Linked DNA regions of Mus musculus: regions 1 and 3 are each linked to region 2. The links are chromatin loops, found by intact Hi-C in ENCODE. Cell type or tissue: heart. All regions are shown on one strand. Links, peaks and the distances in the headings refer to the core of each region. The heading gives the core; the rest is flanking DNA. Region 1 has its middle 58 kb from the start of Nsmaf. Region 2 holds the start of Nsmaf (neutral sphingomyelinase (N-SMase) activation associated factor). Region 3 overlaps Sdcbp (syndecan binding protein).

The links. Peaks named below come from ENCODE experiments on the same cell type or tissue, not always from the same donor. Only the 100,000 strongest peaks of a DNase experiment are listed, where the experiment ranks them.
Region 1: it touches region 2 in a loop (3.0-fold over the local background); 4 of 42 quality-filtered maps call a loop at or near these places.
Region 3: a loop joins it to region 2, with 2.1 times the contacts of the local background. A loop is called at or near these places in 7 of 42 quality-filtered maps.

The regions. Positions count from the first base shown.
Region 1 is chr4:6,509,551-6,515,671 of GRCm38, reverse strand. It overlaps the pseudogene Gm11801. Among named protein-coding and RNA genes, the nearest start is that of Nsmaf, 58 kb to the right of the region's middle. In heart, for the core only: a CTCF peak has its summit at 2,491 (motif pointing left); a DNase peak (open chromatin) is centred at 2,501; H3K4me3 peaks cover 249 bases.
Region 2 is chr4:6,450,718-6,456,838 of GRCm38, reverse strand. Nsmaf (neutral sphingomyelinase (N-SMase) activation associated factor) reads left to right here and starts at 2,568. Exons shown (of 31, transcript NM_010945.2): 1 at 2,568-2,854. The coding sequence starts at 2,796. In heart, for the core only: a CTCF peak has its summit at 2,527; DNase peaks (open chromatin) are centred at 2,678, 2,758 and 3,158; H3K4me3 peaks cover 1,987 bases; H3K27ac peaks cover 1,759 bases.
Region 3 is chr4:6,369,922-6,376,042 of GRCm38, reverse strand. The region is part of intron 1 of Sdcbp (syndecan binding protein); the gene reads right to left. Among named protein-coding and RNA genes, the nearest start is that of Sdcbp, 7.3 kb to the right of the region's middle. In heart, for the core only: no CTCF peak of the experiment used is centred there; no DNase peak of the experiment used is centred there.

The sequences.
Region 1 (6,121 bases), core at 1,542-4,041, 58 kb before region 2:
AGTATGATAGATGGATAGAAGGAAGATAAATAATAGGTAGGCAGAGGATAGATACATAGGTATATGATAAATAGGTGATAGATTATAGACAGATGATAGATACATAGAATATAGATGATAAATAATAGATAGATAGATAGATAGATAGATAGATAGATAGATAGACAGACAGACAGACAGACAGACAGATAGATAGATAGATAGATAGATAGATAGATAGATCGTGTTCTGCATCCATACACAAATGCATAGAAGAACTGTGAGCGAGTGACATCTCAGTCTGAGGTCATTGAGCCCTTTCTTCTAACCTTGTGTCAGTTAGTACCCCAAAGTCTAGAAAGGAACTACTGATGTCCCTGAAAGTCACAATGTCCCTGTTTTCGAGAATGACTTAATATGAGCACACTATAACACCAAACCTACATCTTTCATTCTCATCATTTTAGATTAAAACTAGCCGAACATATCCACAATACAAATACAAAATTCATCTCTCAGGCTCTCCTTAGCAGAGGCATGAGGTCCTTCTCCAACAGGCAGCATTTGAGTAATGGCCTTGACTGTGAAGCTGAACTTGTCTGCGGCCATTGTATTGCTTTGCTTTGATGTCCAGGTCTCAGACATCACTAGAGATGAAACGGATGCAGATGCTGCCGATGAATGCGTCATTATAGTTTTTACCACCAGAGGGAGCTCATAACCACACTACAGGGAATGATTGGCCCTGCTGCCAGACTGGAGAGAGGATAAATTGCCTACAGATGGAGAGTTTAAACCACATTAAAACTTAATAAAGAATTGCGGATTGACTGAGGGAATTCTAACACTAAAAAAAAAAAAATCTTCCAAAGGCAAAACACAACAGAAATGCCTAAGGCATTCTGTTTGTGCTGTGTTTTTGCTTTTTCTAAAGAGAAAGAGAGCACAAGAAATATTGATTCAATTAGTGAAGCTAAACAAACCAGGAGATTTTAAATAGAATGAGTGTACACAGAGTTTCTCAGCCCTTCCATCTGCCAGAACTCTTCCAGTGGCGTGGTCCTTCTTGTGTGAGCATTGGAGTCTCCCATCTGATCAAGCTTTGATGCCTCAAACTCTTAAAACTTGCATTTCGCATTAAAAACTTCTCCTAAGATTCTCAATGCTTGCAATTAATGTTCCATTTCTACTCCAGTGCGCAATGCCTATTATCAGCAAGATTTAGCTTAAAATGGCATAATCCTTTAATATACATCAGGATCTAATAGGAAGGCTATGCAATGAGGATTAAAATGATAATAGTTTCCAAGCATGGGCAGGAGGCCAGGTGTAGGAAGCAGTTTATAGCCAACTGAATATTGTACTGAAGGACCCTGCCAGCACTGTGGGCACGTATGACAGGGTGATACAAATAACAAAATAACAGCCAAGACCATAAAAATAATAGTAAGCACGGATCTTGGACTGCTCCTGCCACCACAACAAAGTAGCGCAAACTCAAACAACAGAAACAGATTTTCACTGAATTCCAGAGCTAGAATCTGAGATCCCGCCTTGAGCAGTCTATTTCTTCTGAGAGCTGACCTTGGATTGTAAGTGGCTGTCTTCTTCCTGTGTCTTTCCCCTGTGCATGTGTTCTTATCACCCCGTCTTAGAAGAACACAGGTTGCATGGGCTTAAGCTGTAACTAAATGACCCCAGTTTATTAATCAATTCCCTATAGGCCTGTGATCAAATACGGTCCCTTTTTGTGATGCTGTGAGTTGCAGCTTCAAAATATGAATTCTCAGGGAACACATTTCAGCCTCTTACACTCCCCTCCTTCCCAGAACTACTCTGCAGTGCCAGGAAATGTCTAGGAGGCAGCTGGTATAGCCTGAGAAGAAATCACTACAGTGAGCGGCTGCCCACTGAGTAGGGAAGAAGGTTAAAAAAGAAGGAAGAAAAAAGAGCATGTGAAGATAGAAACTACAATTAAGAACAAAACAAGAGACGTTTTCTGGTAATGAAAGAGACTAAAAATAAAATCAAATAAATGTAAGAGGTGAAATAAAAATACGTGTACTTAGAACAACAACATGCTAACGAGTCGAATACTGTTACATGTAGAAAAAGGAAAGGAGACACAAGGGAAATGAAAGAAAGAACGGGGGGGGGAAGAAATAAATAAATTATGGTAAAGCAAAAATATTGCCCAGTAATTTAATAATGTATACGTTAAGTCAGATAACTGCATGAAGAACAACGACTATTTAAATGTAAGAGGTAAAATTACTGCTGAAAGCGTAGAAAGGGGACGAGATGCCAACGGAAAAGAAAATGAGGCGTTGGACGGTTTATTTCTGGTCCTTGAAAACTGGAAACTGACAGTTACATGCCCAGAACTTGGGGAAAGGGAGTGGACCGCTGTGTGGACTTTGTCTTTCCCATTGTTTATGCTGTTGTTGGGTCTATGTGGGACAAGTGAAATCGGCCAGAGCTGCTTTCACCTCTGTAGGTAAAGAGGGACATCTGCTGGTCACGCTTATCATTGCAGTCTGTGGGCGGGGTAGGCTCTCTCACTCCTCCCAGATGTCTGGTCTGCTCCTGGGAGAGTGTTTTCTGGAGTGCTTTGTGGTTGTGAGGAGCAGCTACAGCGCTGAGATCCATACTTTCAAAACCTCGGGAGTGCTAATCATCCTGCTAGATGAACGCTGCCCTGGAAGTTCCGGAGTTGTCGTATGACGGTGGGTAATGCACATGGCCGCAGCAGTTGAGCATCACATCTGCTGACTTCAACCTCAGAGTTGTTGGGAACACAGAGGCCCTTGCACTCACAGAAAAGCATTAAGGACAATCAAGAATACTAAACAAACAGAGGCCCTTTCTTAATGGAGAGATAAAATACCTGTTTTCCTGCCCAGAAAGCTCTGAGTGGATTTTATTAATGTCCTTTCCTATGTCAACACAAGCAAACCCCACCCAAATTCCCTCAAAATGATCGTCCCACTCACTTCCCTCCAGAGGCCATTACTCATCTTTTGGGTGGATGTCACAAGTCTATGCTATGGGTCAGAGACTGCACTAGATTCTAGGCCTTTTGACTATAGAGCCCATCCATCCTCATAGTCGCGTGTGCTTTGTAAAGGAGTTTCTATGTAGTCACACCTTAAGCTTTCTTGTGCACCTGATCATTGCTTGAAAAATCTCTCCCCAAATTGTACTGTTTTAACTATGCTGACATTGAACTCCCTCTCATTAACCTCTCAGGAGTCTGATCCAGGTTGATGAAGTCAGTCTGCACCAGATTTTTTTTTTTTTGGTTTTTTTCGAGACAGGGTTTCTGTGTGGCCATGGCTGTCTTAGAACTCATCCTGTAGACCAGGGTGCAAGGTGGCCTCAGAAATCTGCCTGCTCTGCCTCCCAAGCGCTGGGATTAAAGGCATGTGTTACCACTGCCCCACCATATTTTTATTCTTATCTCTTCCTGGGGTTCACTTCCCTGACTGTATCCATGCAAGGACCCCTTCAAGCTGCCACACTGCATCTCTGCGAGTGAGAAGAGCAGGACTAACCTGACCTTTCTAACCTGAGCCAGCTTTTGCCACCTCCACCTTTCACCTTCTCAGTGCCTATCCTCCCCCTCCAAAACTGCCTGACTGGAACTTCCCCCTCACATGGGGGCTCCAGCTGACCACATTGGGGCTCCCCATCCCTAGCGTGTTCCCTGACCTAGGTCCTCTGGAGTAGCTCATCTTTTAGCAAGAGTCACTCTAAAGATTGTATTCTTCATTGCCCAGCGTCTTGGAATAACGTTACAGGAATGTTATTCTCTCAGGGCTGATTGTCTGACTGCGGCTATCTGGCCTGCCTATGAAAGTTGTCCAGAGGGTAGGAATAGACAACTTTCACTCTGCCTACCTTCCCAGAGTGCTCTCTGCCCTCCTGGGTGCCTCTAGCTCTGCTTCCTCCTACGTTTGGTCTTGAGAGACCAAATCTTTTGGGTTCAGACTCCATCTTAAAGAACCTGACCTAAGGTTGACTAACAAGCCAGTACCTAGCCCCAGGCTACGCCCCCAACAAGACTGTGTGTCTAGCACCAGTTTCCATGTTATTCACCAACAAATCTGTGTACCCAGGTTACAAGCCCGCTCCTGACACTTCACTTCCTAACAACCACCAATCAGGAGAAAAGCAAAAATTAAATTTATGTTTTGGATCCCAGCACCAACCATAACGGCCCCATACATAATCAGATGTGTACCCGTCTAGAAACCTCCTTCTTGCCTCTATATAAATGCTTGCCTAAAACTAGGTTCGGAGCTCCACCTTCCTGCTGTGTCAGGATTGGCAGGGAGCCCAAGCTGGAGCTTGAATAAAGAGACCCAAATGCAATTGCATCGGAACCAGTTTCTTGGTGGTCTCTTTAGAGTCCATGAATGCTTCCGGGCACAACAGTCTCTACTTTGCTCATCATCCTCTCACTTTAGACCCACATCTAAAGTGCTCATTCCCCTTTTCAGTGTGGAATACAGCGTTTTCTTTTTTTGTCTTTCCACCTCATAAAGGCAGCCTTGACTACACCATCTTTTTTAAAAGGAGTACAATTTATTCAGGAAATGATACATTTTAGAATTATAACATCCATTTAAAAAAGCACATTTCTTGGTGCTTTCAAAAACTCCTGACATGTTACTCTTTGAACTATATCCTATAGGAATATTCAGTGAAATACATGACAGAAAATTCAGGCCTCAGAAAGAGTATCTTGTGGAATCACATATGGACTACCCACTTAAGGAGTTGCTTTGCATTGAAAATATGTAATACTTGGAGACAGCATCCAAAATACATACTTGATGCATACTATGTATGCGGATTCACTAGTATGTATTTGGTTTATTTTTTTTTTAATTATACTTTTTGTTATCTTTTTGAGTGTTACACCACGTACACATTTGTTCACCAGTGGACAGGTAGAGAATAAAGACCAGGATCTGCATTTGATAGAGAACATGCAGGCCATCCCCCCACCTTTGTGTGATAGAGAACATGCAGGCCACCCCCCCTTTGTGTGATAGAGAACATGCAGGCTACCCCCTCTTGTGTGATAGAGAACATGCAGGCCATCCCCCCCCCTTTGTGTGATAGAGAACATGCAGGCCATCCCCCCCTTTTGTGTGATAGAGAACATGCAGGCTATATCCCCCCCCTTTGTGTGATAGAGAACATGCAGGCCATCCCCCCCTTGTGTGACCCCATTTGTACATTCTAAGTCCATTATTTTTCTACAAATTTTGTGATGTCATTTTTCCTTAGAGCTAAATAATATTCCACTTCAAATAGGTACAGCTTTTCATTACCTATCCATCTGTTAATAGAAAGGTACATGGATTCTATTTCCTTGCTGTAGTGAACAAAGCAGCAGTATCCATGAGAATGCAAAGATCTCTGTAGTGCAATGTGGAATTATATTAGTCAAAGCTCCCTAAAAACCAGAACTGAGAATAGATACTAAAAGGGGATCTGTTAGACTGGCTTACAGGATGCAGTCTGCGTAGTCCAACAATGGCTAGTTCACAGAGACAGGCTGAAAATTCTGTAGTCGTTCAGTCTACAAGGCTGGGTGGCCAGCAGGCCTGGAGCACTCTTGGAGAGCTTCTAGTCTTCCATCTAACTTAGAATCCTGAAGAAGTTATCTCTAACACTAACCTCAGAAACAGAGAAGATGAACTTAACAGGCAGAGTAAAGGCAAGCAGCAAAAAGCTAAAGCCTTCTTTTGTGTCCTTTCATCAGGGATGCCACTAGTTAATTCCAAATGTTGTTAAGTGGATAACCAAGACTAACCATCACAGAAGTTATCTGAGTACACCAAGTCCAACAATAAAACAGCCACCATCTTCACCAAAACAATATCAACATTCACATATATCATGACTTCAGAGAAATCTCTCCTTATCTGTGGTTTCATTTTTTTTTAATAGTGTTACTGAAAATATAGAATAGTTCAATTAACTCTATTAAGAAGACACTGTGGGGGTTCCTTCCGGTGCCAGCCCAGGGCAACCCTGGGCACAAAGTCGGCAGACGGTCCCACGGTCCCCAGAGGACTCTCCCCTCACAGGTGCCCTAGTATGCCCAGGATCCTAGGATCACTGGTGA
Region 2 (6,121 bases), core at 1,198-3,697:
AAATCCAATACTGACAGAAGATAGATTGGCTAAGAGAATGACAGAAGAAAGCATAATTTCAGATTCTTGATTGCTGGGAAGAAACTTTGATAGAAACCAGAACATCTTTTATACACACACACACACACACACACACACACACACACAGAACACAGAACACAAGAGAAGAGAGGCCAGTGAGGTAGAGAGGTGTCAGGAAAGTGAGAGACTGCCAGCTCTCAGTTCTCTTAAATTCTTGTCCCTAACAAACTATTATAGCAGAAATCTCTCTCTTCAGAGCTAATGTTAAAGAAAGACCCTTTGAAAAATATTTCTCCCTTCTTTTTGTCCAAGAAACACCTAAAGTAGGAAGGACCACTTATAATCAGAAGTGCGCTGTTACAATAGGTGTGGGAGCTGAACTGAGCTCTGATGTGTGGAGGAGTAAATACTCTGAAGGGACAACTCAGGAAGGGCTCAGTGGCTCAGGAGAATTAGGAAAACAGAAAACTACAAAAGGCTGGTCAGGCAGCTTGTCTGCTAGCAGCAATTACAAAAGTTAGATTCTGTCTTCCCACACCCATTTCAAAAGAATGGCTTTCAGGACCTTGAAAGAGATACTTCTGAGCTGCAGGAGATGCATAAACATACCAAAGGAACAGAGGAGTGATTGGCAAATGTAAGCAGCTTGGGAGTGCTTTGTTGGTGGTGTGTGTGTTATAGGTGTGGAAATGAATTCATAGCTGTATGCTCCTGGGCTGTGTGCCCTTGGGAGACCAGGCATCAAAGCCAGGGCTTCTCACAGAACCCAGCACTCACTAGCCATGCTAGCCAGTTAGTTACTGCCTCAGACTCCCCAGTGTGTTGGGGTTACAGGCTGGACCTGATATGCTTCATTATTTTAATTGTTTTTTTCTCACATGGATGCCCGGATGCATATTCAGATCCCCGCCCACATGTGGCAGATACTTTGCTGGCAGCTATCTCCCCAGCCCCACACGAGTTCCAGCCTATGTAGACAGTAGTTGAGGACAGCAACAAGATCTCTTGGCAGCTTTGAACAGGTACTGAAAGGGGCTTAGGGCCATCCGGAGGAACCCTTAGAAATGATGCCAGAGCTTTAAGGCTCTTAATATGGAGAGGGAACGAGATGGAAGTCCCCCGTTTTTGTAAGCTAAGATCAAAGCTTGAGAGAACTCAGGACCTGGATAGAATTTGGCCAAGGAGAGACTCTGTCACTCTCCACCACTACCAGGACCACATCTTTCCTCAATGTTTAATGAAAAGAAAACTTAGATTCTGGTCTATTTTTTAATTACTTTATTCCAGCCAAATTAATTTCTCTCCTTTGAGTCCATAGCATCTACTATACTATTTGCCACACAGAAAATTTTCAGATGGTATCTTAGCCATTCTCATAATCTTATGTCATTGTGCACACATGCACACAAGCTCGTTCCCAAGGACCATTAGGGTAGTTACAGAGTCTGTGCAGCACTCGGATAAAAGGAAGAGATTCACTGACATAGGGTACTCAGGTCTCTTCAGTTATGACTTCCGATCTTCCCCCACATGCTGCCAGTGATGAAGGACAGCTAATTGTTGCCATTGTTGTGCTTTTTTTTCAACCCTGCAGAACTTGATTCTTAAGCCAACACTAGGAGTGTTTCAACACACACAACTTAGAGGCTTGTTATTTGAGAGTCCCTTAAAGGTAAGCAATATCCAGCGTATTCTCAGGGTATTGAGAAATCATAACCCCAATGAAATACGAGTCATAGTTGGCAGGACAGAATATAAAAGGTAAGTATTGTTGAAGGTAAGAACCTTTCTTTACTGCTAGTGGGAGTTAAATGGATACTTTGAAAGCACAGTAGCAGACTTTCAGAGTTCACAGATGGACTTATTAAAACAGTCTAGAAACTCCACCCTTTGATTTCGACTTCACTCAACAGAAATGAAAGCATTTACACACATAAACGGGTACGTGAATGCTTATAGCCAAAAGGTGGGAACACTGCTGTGCCTGGCAACTGTTGAATATATTAACAGGAATGCAGTGTGTGATACAATGGAATACACTTCCGTGATAAAAAGGAATAGAATGTTGACTTGTGCTATACCTCAGACGAACCTTGGAAGCATTGTGCTAAATGAAAGAAATCAGACACAAAGACCACATATTGTATGGATGTTTTTATTCTAGATGTCCAGGCTAGGCAAATTCACAGAGACAGAAAGTTAAGTACTGTTTTCTAGGGCAAAGGTTTGTGGAGATGCACCTAGGAGTAGTGATTGCTAAAAGGTAAAGGTTTCTTTTTGAGATAGTAAAAATATCCCATCACTGTGATAATAGTTGCAACCTAAATATGAATATTACTAAGAACCGCTACACCATACACGGGCGAAAAAAATAAAATAAAATCCCATCGATTATTTATTTCAAAGACTGAAATTTGGGACTAAACATCCAAAAACCTTGTTATTTCAAATCCCCGCCGCCAACGAACTGGGGGGCTCCCGGGCAGGTCTCAGGCTCACGTGGGAGGTATCCTCGCCGCAGCAGCGCTGCAGAGGTTAGTCGGGGCAGTGTAGGACGCGGCTCCCGCGGCCTCAGGTCACTGCGCGCCCCTCCTCCGGGCCTGAGTCACGGCGTCGCCCGAGTCCCCACGCGAGGATGCTGCGGTGAGCGCCGTCCGGACGCCGCGGGCCCTGGGGCGCAGCGTGGGGCTCCCGGCCGCCCGCCCGCCTGCCCGCCCGGTGCGGCCGCTCGGGACTGCTCGGGACAGTCGGCGGCCTGCGAGCCCTGGGCCTCCATGGCGTTCACCCGGAAGAGGCAGCGCGAGCAGCAGCTGCAGCTCTACTCCAAGGAGAGGTGCGCGGGGCGGGAGGCCGGGCCGGGCGGCAGCCGGGGACTCTCCTGCAGGCCGCGGCCGCCTCCGGGGCCGCAGAGCCGCGCGCGGGTGGGCCCGGCTGGCGGGGGCGCCTGGGGACGCGAAGGCAGGGCGGTCCCCGCGCCCGCCCGCCCGCCGTCCCACGCCGGCGTCTCCCCACCGACCCTCCGCGCCCTGCATGGGAGGCTGTTGGGGAAGCGCGTGCGGCGGGGCGGCCGCGGTCAGCCGCGGCCCAGGGAGGACGTGGGTAGAGCTCCGGCCTCCCTCAGATCCCGTCCCCGCACAGGAAAGCGCACTTCCGCCCCGTGGGTCCCTCCCAGGGCGGTTGGTTTTGTGACCCAGCTGTGGTTCCAGCGGGAACGCGGGCTACATTTTTGTTTGTTTGTTTTGAGATGCGGGTTTGTCTGTGGGAGCCGGGATCCGACGGTCACGTTGTTGCTGAGTGGATCCAGCGAAGCAGGCTATGCCAGGAAATGCAGGTGCAGCTTTTATTCTGGGTGCTCTGCGGAGGCTTCACCTGTAGCTATTGCTCAACCCGCCCTCTTCCCCAAGCCCCGCATCTCTCTCTAAGATGTAGTGGGCTGGCAGGGTGGTCCGCGCTGAAATTACCTTTCCACCTCCGGAATTTAAATGGAATTTCTTTGTCTGGCACCCGACGACTTGTTAAGACTTGTTGGTGCTCTGTGTTACATTGAAGAGCATTCAGATTAACATTTGAAATGTTTTAAACGCGTGGCCTGTCATGTTTCTAGGACTTAGTCATTTGTAACAATCCTGTGATAAACAGCGAAATCGGACAGGGGGTGTTTTGTCGTAGATTCTGACTTATTTTAATCGTCTTACGCTGCTCTGTAATGTTAGAGGAACTCGCTGCCCCGGTTATTTCCAGCAAATGCTGGTTTGTTTACATATTATGTACATATGTTCACAGTACTCCAAGGTAGGAGTGCTCCCAGCCCAAACATTTATCAGCTGCCAGCATCAACTCTTCCCTACACTCAGCACCAGCAGCTGATTTCTACTTCCTGATCACCCCAAATTTTTATTTTGAACGTAAACCAAGCAGATTCTTTATAAATCATAGAATCCATTTTTAAAAAGGGGAACTTTTAAAAGTTAACTTTGGAAAACCAACCTTACAGAGACCCAGATCTACCATTTCTGCCCACGCGTTTCTTGGCTTATCTTTTGGCAACATTGGCTTCAAATGGGCAACGTGTTTATAAAGGTGTCGGGTTTCAGCTATCTCAGGGTTTCGCTATCTCAGAGAACAGTTCTTTCCCAGAGCTTGAGGCTAGCTTCAGAGATAACCAGGGGCCTCTCTGCTGGGTGTACTCACAGAGGGTTTAGATTTCTACAGCTACCAAACACTGAACCCAGAGAAAGAGAAACTGAAGTTAGCTTGTGTCTCTGACTGCTGATTCAGCTGCAGTTAGAATACGGTACATTTTCCACATAAGTAGAAGCTCCTGCCTGGGAGATTCTGCCGCAGTGATGACAGAAGACTGGAGAAAAGTCGGTATATTCCAGATGTTTAGTGAGATAGAGATGAACAGCGCTGGTATTGTATATGGCATTTAAGAGGGCCGGAGAAAGAAACCGGCTGGAATTGTTAGGTACGATATGAGACTCGGTTAAATATTAATTCTAGATAATTTTTTAGCAAATGTCACATGTAGATTTGGGGACATATTTATACTAAAACCACAGTACAGACTAAATATATTGTTTATCTAAAATTCCACTTCCATCTGGACATCCTGTACTGTTATTTGCTAAACAATACAACCTTGCACTCTGACTTAGATTTCAAATAACCGTGCACTGGTGCTGTTTGATGACGTTTATGGGGGCGGGAAGCTTAAGTTTTAGGACTAGAAAGGAAATAGTTCAATAAAATATTCTTGTATCCCTACAATTATGTCAGGAGACATATTGACTTTACTGGTTATTTCAAAAGGCCACGATTAGATGCCAATGAAGGCAAATGAAAAGTCAAGAGACAATTCCAATATATTCTCTGAAATACTTGGGCATGGCAGAAATGCTCTGTGGGTAAGCAAATGAGGATGCTCTACAAACTACCACTGAAGATATCTCCACTTAGGAATATTTCTGTTTAAGTTTTGTTGTCCCAACTCTTCTCATCTTAGGTGATGTAGAGGTTTAGATGGCTGAGATGCCCCGAGCCTTCAGAGAGAGAGAGAGGAGAGAGGAGAGAGGAGAGAGAGAAGAGGAGAGAGAGAGAGGGGAGAGAGAGAGAGAAAAGAGGAGAGATGTATTCTGTTGGTTTGTAAGCCGTTGTTTTAGCTCAAGCATTATTGATTATGAAGTTTCTGTTATGCCTGTATGTCACAGTCATTTCACAAACTTCCACTTTGCTCTAAATAGTCCATGGATGTGCAGTTCCTTAGTTATGCTGATATTAAATTTCTTTTACTCAGCATATTTGCTTATCAATTTAGTTTGCATTTATTTATAATACGTTTTTAGAATACGAAGTGATTTGTTATTCTCCTGTGTAACTTTCCATTTCTAATATGGAACATTCTAGTTTTTTATTCTCCGTTGTAGGTTATGCTAGGCATTAGAAACAGATATAGATAGCAGAATCAGGGCTCAGTTAATCAGGAGTGCTTTTGGATCACAAAATTGTGCCTTTAAAGAAATTGGCTCATTTTTTTAAACATATAAATCTTTGAGTGAGAAAATAAATATTGCAAATATTTGACTAACTTAGAATTTACATTGGCTTCATCAAAAATGCTTAGTAGTCCATTTCCTTATTCCATTATTATCTCAAATTAACTTATTCCCAAACAAGAATCTACTCATAAATAGAATTTGAGGCTTTTTTTGCTGTATGATTTGCATTATCTCTGTCTTTTAAGTGTGGTAGAAATAGCAAAAGGCATTAAGGATTCAGTACTTAATTATAGTTTCTTCCCTCCATCCCTCCCCCACCCTCATTCTTCCTTCCTTTTTTTTTTTTTATGAGCCCATACTTCCCAAGAGCTGTGATTACGAGCATGCATCATACCTAAGACTGTATTAACCACTGTACAATATTTTCCTTTTTTGCTGTTCTTGATACACTGGGGATGGAACTCAGGGCCATGCATGGTAGATAAACACTTGAAGTCTGAGTTATATCTTTGGCCTGGTTTCTTCTAAATACCACTGCAGTCTCAATTTTTATCACCAGATTTTTAGAAATTGCCTAGCATTTTAACTCAAAAGATTTTGAA
Region 3 (6,121 bases), core at 2,222-4,721, 82 kb after region 2:
ACAGTTCACCCAGAAACCCTTTCCTATGGATTGGTAGTAAATTCTAAACTGTGACATGCTAAAGTGAAAAGTCACTGTAAGTTCGTTCCACCATGTCTCCTAAGAAGCGTCTCACAAGACCCAGAACGAAGCCATCAGCAGGCAGTCTGTCCCTCTGTGCACGTTCTCAGTCCCAGTGATGGTTACTTACTACAACAGCACCCCAACGAAAGACATGAGTTATTGGCCAGGGCTGTCTTAAGAGACCCCCAAAACATACACCCTATGGCTACTGCCCCAGAGATGAATGGTGAAGACACCATACATTTCCTAAGTTAGCTAACTACTCAGTGCTAGTGAGGTTGCGGATACTGGAAGAACACAACCACACTTTACTAAACTAGCATAATTCTTAACTACATTCTAAGTATCTGTATCACAAAGTGTAGTTTCACCCCTCAGCAAGAAAACTTCGAAAAACAAAAAACAAAAACAAAACAAACAAAAAAAAAAACAAAAAAACCCAAAAAACTTCTCTTTGCAACAGATAGAAACCAATACAGAAAACCACAAAACCAATCAAAATGCAGTTGTGAGGCCCAGTCCCAGTGGATCTGTCTACAAAACACTCCTGTACCCAAGGCTCAGAAACACTTCAGAAGAGGGGTGGAAAAGCTTGTAGGCATCAGAAATCAGGGAGCTGCTGTAAGACTATGTATCCTAGTAATGTTGAAAATACGTCCATAAAAGTCTCACCAACACAGCTGCCTATCCATGAGCTGAATATGGACAATAACATACATGCCAATGCAGACAGGCAAAGACCACAAGGCCTCAACCCTACACAAAGAAATACAGACGACTAAAAATGCTGGGGAGTGGGGGCTCTTCCCCAGGGAAGAACATACTAACTGGTTATTCAACTTCAAATGGTCAGCCCTGCAAAGTATATTACAGACTGTGCGGGTTACATTTAGGAATATAAATATAAAGACACACACATACATGCACATGATAAGATGAAAAAGGATGTCCTGAATTTGAAAGACGGCAGGGAGGGTACATTGGAGGGCTTAGAGGGAAGAAAGGAAAGGGAGAAATGTTGTAATTACTTTATAATCTCAAAAATAAAAAGCTGGATGTGGAGAAGCAGAAGAAAGCAGATCATGGGTTCCAAGCCAGCCAGATCTACACAGCAAGTTTCAGGACTACACAGAAAGAACCTGTCTCAAACAACAAAAGTAAAATAAATGGATTCCTGTTTACTAACCAATCACCATGTATTTAATCATGCTATAGGTACTAATACTGTCCATTACATTTTATTAAAAATCATTAGAGTTCTATGTCTTGGGTGGGCAACAATTGACATACAGAAAAACTCAAATCCTTTTTAAGAATTTATTTTTCATATCAACATGAGCTATTCAATCATTCCACTTCTAATACTGGAATATTATTATGCACTCAAATGACTCCTCTCCCCTTCCCCATGCCATCCACACTCCAGCTTCAGGCATGTAGGCCGCTTGCCTCTGGATTTACATCTGTGGACAATTTAACTGAGATTAATGGAATGCATGGCCTTTTGTCGGCTTCCTTCCTACCATATGGTATGCTAAAGGTCATCGATGCTGCGGCATTCATCTATCAGCATTTTATCCTTTTAAAGTGAATATTTTAGATTGTTTCTATACCACTTTATGTTTAGTCATTCTCATCTGGACCTTAGGGCCATAATGAATAATGTTCTTGATAATTAATATATATGCTTCAGGAATTTTTGCATAAAGATATGCCTTTTATACTTTTGATATGTAACTAAGAACATGACTTCTAAATCAATACATTTAACGTTTTTGTAAATGATCAAACTGTTTCTAAAGGGATAACACTATTTTTATACTCTCAGAATTCTTATTTCTCCATTTCCTTACTGCTACAATCTGGTTTGGCTAACGGCCACGCTAGACGTGAAATAGCATGTCAATGTGCTCAGAACCGCATCCTCCTAACAATGATGACACTGGCATCCTTTCATGCACTGGGCCACTTGCTACCTTACTACACCTACATCCTCCATCAACGAAGAAACGCCTACTTAAAGCCCCTGCCTGTTTATTTAACTGGAGTGTTTAGAATGGTAACGGTTCTGCTTAAATTCTAGGCATCAGGTTCTAAATTCATTCAGGTTTCAAAATCAGTGGAACTGGCTAGTTTATAAATACAAATTTAATTCTCAAAGTTCTGCACACTAGAAGGTTCGAGAACAGGGAGAAGTATCCTGTCCTGTGCCACAGACAGTCACTTTCCATTGTGCCTTCACAAGGCAGAAGGGACAGGACAGTTCTGTGGTGTCTCTACTGTCAGGATTCTAGCTCAGGTTGTAAGAGCAAAGCCCCCCAAATCTCACTCCCCAAAACTCAATTTCACCTTCATGTTTGCAGAACTTAAACAATGAATTTTGAAGGCGGGTATACGTTCAGACATATCACATACTCCTATCTGATAGATTTTCAAACATTTTCCTTCCATTCCTTAGACTGCCTTTAATTTTGAGTGTTCTTTGTAGCACAAAAGTCTTTTCTTTGATAAAGTTAAATGTGTTTCCCCTGGCTAGCTGTACATTAAAGACAACATACAGGAACTGACTCATGGTCATTGAAACACTGCTTTGGTCTATGAATTTTACAGATTTAGCTATTATATTTGGATCTTTGATCTAGTTTGAATCTTCATTTTTTTTTTTTTACCACAGTTGAAGCACTGATGCAATTTAATTCTTTCTACCTACATGTCAAGATGTTGTTTCTAGCACTGTTTCTTTAAAAGAATAGATTTCGAAAAGAATAGAGCTCTACTTTGAGAAGAACTGCTTTGGTGGCCTAGCTGAAAATCAGCTGGTGGTTAGTGTGTCATCACTTCTGACCTCTGGTACCACTTCCTTCTGACCTGCCTTCTGACCTGCCCCCTGGTCGTTGCTGGACCTCTACAATAAGCTTTGAGTATGAACTTTCCCACGCCACTCTTTTTTAAGATTCTAATTGTTATTCACTCTCTATATATATACATTTCAGTTTAGTGTGAATTTAGAATCTAGTTACTCTCCCCACTCCTGACTTTTTAACACATTTTAAGTATAGAATTGGGCACTAATAAGCATATACTTAGATCTAGGGGCTAGAGAGATAGCTGAGTGGTTAAGAGCATGCACTGCTCCTGCAGAGGATCTAAGTTCAGTGCCCAGCACCAATGTTGGACATTTGTAACTGCCGGTAACTCTTCCAGAAGTTTAAATACATTCTATTTTATTTTCGTCTCTGATATTTTCTATTTTCCCCTTCGATTTCTTTTACCCTACAAAAGTGATCAAGATTGTATTTTGATTTCTACTTTTTTTAAAAAAAGATTTATTCATTTTATGTATGTGAGTACACTGTTGCTGTCTTTAGACACACACCAGAAGAGGGCATCAGATCCCATTACAGATGGTTGTGAGCCACCATGTGGTTGCTGGGAACTGAACTCAGGACTTACGGAAGAGCAGTCAGTGCTCCTAACTGCTGAGTCATCTCTCCAGCCCTTGATTTCTACTTTTACTGTCATCAAAAAGATGCTTCCTAGTTCAGTATTTTTAAAATTCTTAAGACGAAATGACCTGCACACATACTTGAGAAGAAAATATCTTCTGTGAAATGGATGGGATGTCCTGTTGATGGCTTTAGGTCCATTTGGTCTACAGTACTACTACTCAAGCCCTCCACCGCTTGCTAATGCTCCATTTGGCTATCCTCTCCACTCTTAGAGCTCTGATAAGGAAATCTATTATGCTATTACCTGTTTCTCCTTTGTCCTAATTTACTCTATGTATTTTAAGGATCTGAGGTCATATGGGTGGGCAGGCAGGCAGATAACTGTTTACCTACTGAGTAGGTGCTTTTAGCATTACAGAGCCACACCTTTGTTTTAGTGTCCTAAGCCAGTGGTTCTCAACCTTCCTAATGCTGTGTCCCTTTTATTCAGTTTCTCATGTTGGGGTGACCTCCCCAAACCATAAAATTTTGTTGCTACTTCATAACTGTAATTTTGCTACTGTTGTGAATCACTGTGTTTTTCAATGGTCTTAGGCGACCTCTGTGAAAGGGTTGTTCAACTCTAAAGGGTAACGACCCACAGGTTTAGAACCACTGGTCCTATGTTACCACAGGAAACAGGCTCAATCTATTATATAATAGTAATACATATAATAAACTGGGAAGGATTAGTGGTATTTTGCTGAAGTTTAAGCACTTCTGTCAAACTAATGAACTTAGAGGAAGAGGTCAGAAGGGAAGGGTTATGGTTCATGCGGAGAGCAGATAGAAGGTAAAGGACTTAGAGCAGTTTCTCAACCTGTATGTCAAGACTCAACCCACTGGAGGTTGCATGATCCTTTCAGAGGAGTCACATATCAGGTATCCCGCATATGAAATATTTACATTACGATCTGTAAAAGAAAAATGCCTCTAAGTGTAAGCACCACTTGCCCAAGGACAGAAAGCTTCCTGGAATGACGGGGGTTGTTCACAGCATAACAAACAAGCCAAGTGTTTCCACTGCGGTAAACAAGGTTGGCTGCCCCAACTGTGCAGGATATGCTTGACCACACATATGCAGGAAGTATATCAGGATGTATGCCTGCCTCTGTTGAAGGTGGGAAGTATATAGCCTTATGGAGTTTGCCTCTTTAAGGACCTGACTAATGTAACACACAGACATTTTCTAGGAATCTCAGGTATAGACCTGGCCAGTGGCCATCATTCTGTCTAGCATTTAATAAAGCTTGCTTCAAATTTGCCTCAAAAGTTGTGGTAGCAGTGTTATTCTCCCACAGTAGGATTACCAAGTTCTGTATCTGCATGATGGCTACAAATCAAGTGCTTCAATAATTTGATAGAACTACTCTAATCTCAGTAAAACACGACTTATTTCCAGTTTATAATAGAGCATACAAATGGAATAGAGATGCAGCAGATAGGAGAAAGGGCCTCAGAGCAGGAGTGGCTAGCCGATCCCACAAGCAGCTATGGGAAACACTCTTCCATCCGTGTGTTCTTCCCTCCCAACACTGCAAACAAGCCCCTCTGCATTAGGACCAGATGCTCTCGTTTTAGGCCAATCACAGCCTCCAACTGTGTTTTGTTTCTTTTTTCTATATAAGCAATTAATTGAATAGCTTCCTTCTAGATGAACAAAAGTTTTCCAACCTCTGATAACACTGCTCCTTCCCTCAAGCCTCTGCACTTTGCTCTACTTCTCAGCTGGAGCCAAGGGTTAGCCCTTCTTTCTGGCCCCTTCCTTCCCTCTAAGAACTGGCTGAGTCTGCTACATTCCCTCATGCTGGCTCTCCATGCTGTTCTCACCTTGTTTCTCCTCTGCCTAAAAATCCAGTCAGTCTTTTTTGACCTAGACCAAATGAGATGTCACAGATCTCATGCATAGCAATTGCTCTAGCAATTTTCCTCTAGAATAAAGTCACCTTTAACTGGACAGTCTAGAAGAGAGCACAGGAGAGCTAACACCCCATCTTCCCTCAGAAATCCTAGTCTTCTACACAGCCACCTATGCACTCTCCCCAAGCAGCCCCAGCTTCCCGGCACCACATAAAATTCCCCCCACAATTGACAAGAGCAGGAGTGGACACAAGCAGGAGGCTCCTAGAGAGAACTGGGCCTTCAATGACCTCCTTTTGCATGATCAAGACTCGCTCCAGCCTCTCTGCACCCTCCAGTTTTTAACTTTTGCATAAGAAATAGTGCTCCAAAACGCCAACAAAATCACACAAGCTCAGTGTTTATCATTACAGGGGATGAAACCAGAGGCGTTTTTTATCTTTCATACAGTAACTGGAAAAACAAACAGGTCCTTTTCAAGTTGAAGTGGGTCATTTAGTTGCTATTTCCAGAGCAATCAATTATAAAACCACCCTAAGCAGCCTGTACTGCATCCTATAAATTACTGCATCCTTTGCCATAAACTGTTGCCTGGCTTTCCACCATCCCCAGTCACAAGGCAGAGAGGAAGCCCCTGCTCTAAGTCTCTGATCTAATTCCAAGTGTCAGAAGTATTTAGCTCTTTTTTGCAGAACTATGACTACTCTTGA